Regions from separate parts of the Homo sapiens genome. Here region 1 is linked to region 2. A link is a contact called in ENCODE Hi-C or POLR2A ChIA-PET data. All regions are on one chromosome and are shown on one strand. The core of a region is the stretch at or near the end of the contact, and the rest is flanking DNA. Distances in the headings are between cores, read along the strand shown.

Region 1 (2,908 bases), core at 368-2,867, 41 kb before region 2:
GCTTCTTAGAGTACAGACTGCTAGAGCTAAGTCCAAATTTTATTTTCTTTTATGTATTTCATATATGAGAAAAGATTTTCATTCATGTTCTTATATTTGACATTCTTAATGGTCAGTAAACTTTCTGTAAAGGGCCAGATAGTAAATATTTTATGCTTTGTGGGCCATATGGTCTCTCTTGCAGCTACTCAACTACGCCATCATGGCGTGGAAGCTGCCATAGAGACTACGGAAGTGAATTAACTTGTCTCTGCTTCCGTAAAACTTTAGAGGAACAGAAATTTGAGTTTAATATAATTTTCATGCATCACAAAATATTATTTTTTAAAAATATTTTTCAGCCACTTAAAAATGTAAGAACTATTTTTAGCTTATAGACTTTGTAAAAACAGGTTATGGGTCAAACTTGCCTGTTGGGTAATTGTTTGCTGACCTTTGTGACTGTGCTCATTGTCTTCTCTTTTCTTCCCTTTCTCTTAACATCTATCTCCCTTATTACTTATTCTCTGTTTTGCTCATTTTGCTGCTCAGTCATATATTTTATTTCATTATTAATGTGTATATAACTTGATTTTTTTAAATTAAATTTTAAGCTATGGAGGGTAGGGGTCTATAATTTTGGCCTCTTTATTGCCTTGCATTTTTATAAAAGTTATGTGCTTCGTAAAAATTGGGGAGGATTGCAGAGAATTAATATCTATCATTTAATATTTTGAAAGATTGTTGGGTAAATTCTTTTATTTCACTTATTAGTTTTTTAAACATATGTCCCAGAATGGTTCTATCTCAATGAATAGAAGTCATCTATTCATCTGCGAATTGATTTTGTTCTTTGTGTCATGTACTGTGATTGATGATATGAACAGTCCTCATTTAGTCTTTACCACCCCCTACTTTAAAAAAAAAAAAAAAAAAGAGATGGAGTCTTGCCCTGTGGCCCAGGCAGGAGCGCAGTGGTGCAGTCATAGCTCACTGTAACTTGAAACTCCTGGGTTAAATAAAGCAATCCTCCGGGCTCAAGCAGTCCTCCTGCCTCAGAATCCACAGTAGCTGGGATTACAGCCACACACTATGTGCCTAGCTAACATTTTTTATTTGGAATTTTTTGAGAGACTGAGTCTTGCTTTGTTGTCCAAGCTGGTCTCAAACTCCTGGCCTGACGCTACTTTTTGTATTTTTAGTAGAGACTGGCTTTTGCTCTGTTGGCCAGGCTGGTCTAGAACTCCTGGCCTCAAGTGATCTGCCCAGCTCGGCTTCCCGAAGTGCTGGGATTACAGGCGTGAGCCACTGTGCCTTGCTGCTTACCTTTCTTTAAACATGTTGTTTTACAAAAGTGAATTAGTAGAATTGCACAGTGAAATAAGATTGGAGAAGTTACAAAAAGTTTATCCCAACCCATTTGTTTAGTAGAAACCAACGATTAAATCTCAAACTGGTCATTTCAACTAATTTGCTTGAAAGAAATGGAAGACTGAGTAAAGATAAATAAAGGTTAAAATGTAAATGAAGAGGGTATCTGACAATTAGCGTACTTAGTGAGTTTCTCCCTTGGCTCAACAAACATTTTGTTTGCGTGTCTGTACTGCTATGGGGAACTGAGACTAGTGAGCGAGGTGCACAGTGATAGAATGTGTGTGAGGTGCTGGAGGGGCACGGGAGGGTACGCCATTCAGCTTGAGTGGTTGAGGGGTTCCAGGAGGACCATGTCTTGGGGAGATGGTGTTTGGACTTCTTTTTCCCCTTTATTAGCTTTAAACGTTGCTTAGAAATGCATAGTTGCTGAAAATAGTTAAACAATCTAGAATTTAGTAAAAAGCGCAAATCCTTATTTATACTTTCTGCTATCAAATCCCCATTCTTCAGAGTTGTAGTTCGTAGACTGATAAATATGCTCCCAAATTGAGCTCATGCTATGCATATAATTTTGTAGCTTGCTTCCCCCCCCCCCAATATAATACTCTATCCTGTGCAGATTTCCATATCAGTAGATACAGATCAACCTCATTTAAAATCTTCTGCCTCACATAATGGTATGGATATATGGTAATTTATTTACATTATTTCCTATTGCTGCACATCTAGGTTTCTAACGCGTTACACTGAATATCCTCATACACATACATTTGTTCTCGTGTGTAAATTAAGTTTAAATGATGAGTAGGTGAAGGGACTGAGGACTGATGTGAATGAAAAATGTTTTCTAGGTTAAGGGGACAATGCATAGTTTGAAAAACGTTGCTGAAGCAAATGAGAAACTTTTAGTCAGGAAGAAGTATTTCTGTTTCTGTGCTACAGAGTGCAGCACCTTCCATTTTCTCCAGTCATATGCTAGAGCATCTCATTTTATCATAGGCATTTCTTTACTGAATAATTCAAAGTTATTTTCTTATTTTAGAGATTTAAACACTTCTTAAAAATAAATGTTACCCAGTGGAGAAGCAGAATCACAAGTCAATAAGATGATTATTCAGAGGTCACACAGAGGTGAAGTGGGAGTTCTGGAAATAGAGTTTTTTGTTTTATTTTGAGACAGTGGCACCTAGGCTGGAGTGCACTGAAGCGTCAACCTCCTAGGCCCAAGTGATCCTTCCACCTCAGCCTCCTGAGTAGCTGGGACTACAGGCGTGAGCCACCACGCCTGGCTCATCTTTTTATTTTTTGTAGAGACAGGGTCTTCCTGTGTTTCCTAGGCTGCTCTCGAACTCTTGGGTCCAAGCAGTCCTTCCCCTCAGCCTCCCAAAGTGCTGGGATTACAGGTGTGAGCCACCATGCTTGTTCTGGAAATAGTTTTCATCCTAGCTCTGTCTCCTGAGAATATCTTACTCAGTGTAAATCCCCCATTACTATCCAACTTAAAAATTTAGTTAAATCTTAAAATACCTACTTGAGAATTGCTAGTTTATCAAGT
Region 2 (2,835 bases), core at 329-2,828:
CAAGTGTATAGAAAATTTAATTTTGGTAATGTTACATTTTAAAGGCAGTAGTATCCAGGATATATGTATGGGCCAAGAGTTCACGATGAAGTTGCTAAGAGCAACTGCAACAAAAGCAAAAATTGACAAATGGGATCTAATTAAAGAGTTTCTGCACAATCAAAGAAACTGTCAGCAGAGTAAACAGACAACCTATAGAACGGGAGAAAATATTTGCAAACTATTCATCTGATAATGCTCTTATATCCAGAATTTATAAGGAACTTAAATTATAAAGAAAAACACAACCCCATTAAAAAGCAGGCAAAGGACATGAACAGACATTTCTCAAAAGAAGACATACATGTGGCTAACACTCATATAAAAAAAGCTCAACATCACTGATCATTGGAGAAGTGCAAATCAAAACCACAATGAGATATACCATCTCACATCAGCTGGGTGAGATACCATTGCTGGGTATATAACCATAGGAATATAGTTCTATTATAAAGACATATGTATGTGTATGTTCATTGCAGCACTATTCACAACAGCAAAGACGTGGAATCAACCTAAATGCCCATCAGTGGTAGACTGGATAAAGAAAATGCATACGTACATATACACTATGGAATACTATGCAGCCATAAAAAAGAATGAGATCATGTCCTTTGCAGGAACATGGATGGAGCTGGAGGCCATTATCCTTAGCAGACTAACACAGGAACAGAAAACCAAATACCACATGTTCTCATTTATAAGTGGGGGAGCTAAATGATGAGAACACATGGACACATACAGGGGAACCACACATACTGTGGCTTATTGGAGTGGGAGGGTAGGAGGAGGGAGAGGATCAGAAAAAATAACTAATGGATAGTAGGTGTAATACCTGGGTGATGAAATAATCTGTATAACAAATCCCTGTGACACCCGTTTACCTATGTAACAAACCTCCACATCCTGCACATGCACCCCTGAACCTAAAAGTTAAAAAAAAGTTGAAAAGCAGAAAAGAGAAAAATGTTCTGCTTTTCTCTTTGGAATATAATGATGTTTTTTTAACAACTTTATTAAGGAATAATTGACATAAACTGCATAGTTACAGCATACAATTTGATAACTTTTGAGATCCACACATCTCCATGAAATCGCTACAAATAATTTAGTGAATATAACAATCATGCTTTAAAAGTTTTTCTTTGCCACTTTGTAATTTCTGTTTCTCTCCCTTCTTCCCTCATTCCTAGTCTGTCGTGAATCTGCTATCATTATTGGTTTGTTTGCATTTTCTAGAATTGTATGTAAATGGACTTTTGTAGTCTAGTTTCTTCAGTGTTATTTTGAGGTCCAATTATATTGCATGTTTCAGTCCTTCATTCCCTTTTTATTGCTCAATACGATTGCATTGTATGGATTTATCACAAGTTTTAAAATCCATCTACCTGTGGATGGTTATATTAGCTATCTACTGCTGTATAACAGATTATTTGAAAACTTAGTGGCATGAAACAACATGCATGTATTATCTTACAGTTTCTGGGCCAGGAATTTGGGAGTGGCTTAGTTGGGTGACTCTGACTCAGGAATTTCATGAGATTGCCTCAGTCTCTGGTCCTCTGACCAAGGATCCTCTTTGCAGGGATGCTTGAGTGTCCTTATGACATGAAATCTGGTTACTGCTAAAACAAGTGATCCAAGAGCAGCATGGGCAAACAGGAAGCTCCAATGCCTTTTTTTTTTTTTTTTTTAAAGACAGAGTCTCACTCTGTCATCCAGGCTGGAGTGAATGGCATGACCTTGGCTCATTGCAACTTCCGCCTCCCAGGTTGAAGCGATTCTTGTGCCTCAGCCTCCTGAGTAGCTAGGATTACAGATGTGCGCCACCACACCCAGCTAATTTTGGTATTTTTAGTAGAGTTGGGGTTTCACCATGTTGGCCAGGCTGGTCTGGAACTCCTGACCTCAAGTGATCTGCCCGCCTCAGCCTCCCAAAGTGCTGAGACACTGCATCTGGCTGGAAGCTTCAATGCCTTTTATAACCTGGTCTCAGCAGTCACACATTGTTACTTTCTTCATGATACTGTTTGCTAGAAGTAAGTCACTCCATCTAGCCCACACTCAAAGAGCAAAGAATTGGGGCTGCTTTTGAAGAAAGCAGTGTTAAAGAATTTGTTGTCATATTTTAAAGCTACCGCAATGGACTTTGGGGTTGTTTTTAGGTTTTGGCTATTACAAATAAAAATGCTTATTAAAATACATGTAAAAATCTGTGTAGGCATATAGTTTTATTTCTTTATGTGAATAGCCAGGTGTAAAACGGCTAGTTTGTAAGATAGTGTTATGCTTAAATGTTTACTATTTTTAAAGTGAAGACTGTAAGCCATTGCTAAGAGAAAATAAGGAAATATTTAATTTCTTTTATTTATTGTTTATATTAATTTTTAATACAGTCACGCATCATTTAACAACAGTGAAACATTCTGAGAAATGTGTTGTTAGGTGATTTCTTCATTGTGTGAGTATCATAGAATGTACTTATCACAAACCTAGGCAGTGTAGCCTCCTACACACCTAGGCTACGTGGTGTAGTCTATTGCTTTTACGCTGCAAACCTATACAGCATGTTTCTGTAATGAATACGTTAGGCATTTGTAACATAATGGTAGATATTTGTGTATTTAAACATAGAAAAAGTACAGTACAGATACAGTACTATAATTTTATGGGACCACCGTTATATGTGCGGCCTGTCTTTGACCAAAATGTCATTATGCGGCACATGACTGTTTTACATTTCTTTAAAGTGTTAATATCTGTAAAGAAATTAAAACCTACACAAATGTTGTTTTG

The links. Hi-C counts contacts between places; a loop is a spot of excess contacts on that map. ChIA-PET counts read pairs that join two places held with the same protein, here RNA polymerase II (POLR2A).
Region 1: a map of IMR-90 shows a loop between it and region 2 (2.0-fold over the local background). The contact joins two enhancer-like sites. A Hi-C loop is called at or near these places in 3 of 168 maps with a recorded cell type or tissue (Calu3, IMR-90 and ovary). POLR2A ChIA-PET finds 5 or more read pairs at or near these places in 11 of 52 experiments (BJ, CD8-positive, alpha-beta T cell, GM12878 and 8 more).

What each region holds. Positions count from the first base shown.
Region 1 is chr3:195,392,925-195,395,832 of GRCh38, reverse strand. The region is part of intron 1 of ACAP2 (ArfGAP with coiled-coil, ankyrin repeat and PH domains 2); the gene reads left to right. Among named protein-coding and RNA genes, the nearest start is that of ACAP2, 49 kb to the left of the region's middle. RefSeq lists an enhancer at 990-1,079. Within about 2 kb of position 1,617, at least 2 of the 41 ENCODE cell types and tissues checked have a DNase peak (open chromatin) inside an H3K27ac peak, as active enhancers do.
Region 2 is chr3:195,351,979-195,354,813 of GRCh38, reverse strand. All of the region lies in intron 4 of ACAP2 (ArfGAP with coiled-coil, ankyrin repeat and PH domains 2), which reads left to right. Among named protein-coding and RNA genes, the nearest start is that of XXYLT1, 82 kb to the right of the region's middle. Within about 2 kb of position 1,578, at least 3 of the 41 ENCODE cell types and tissues checked have a DNase peak (open chromatin) inside an H3K27ac peak, as active enhancers do.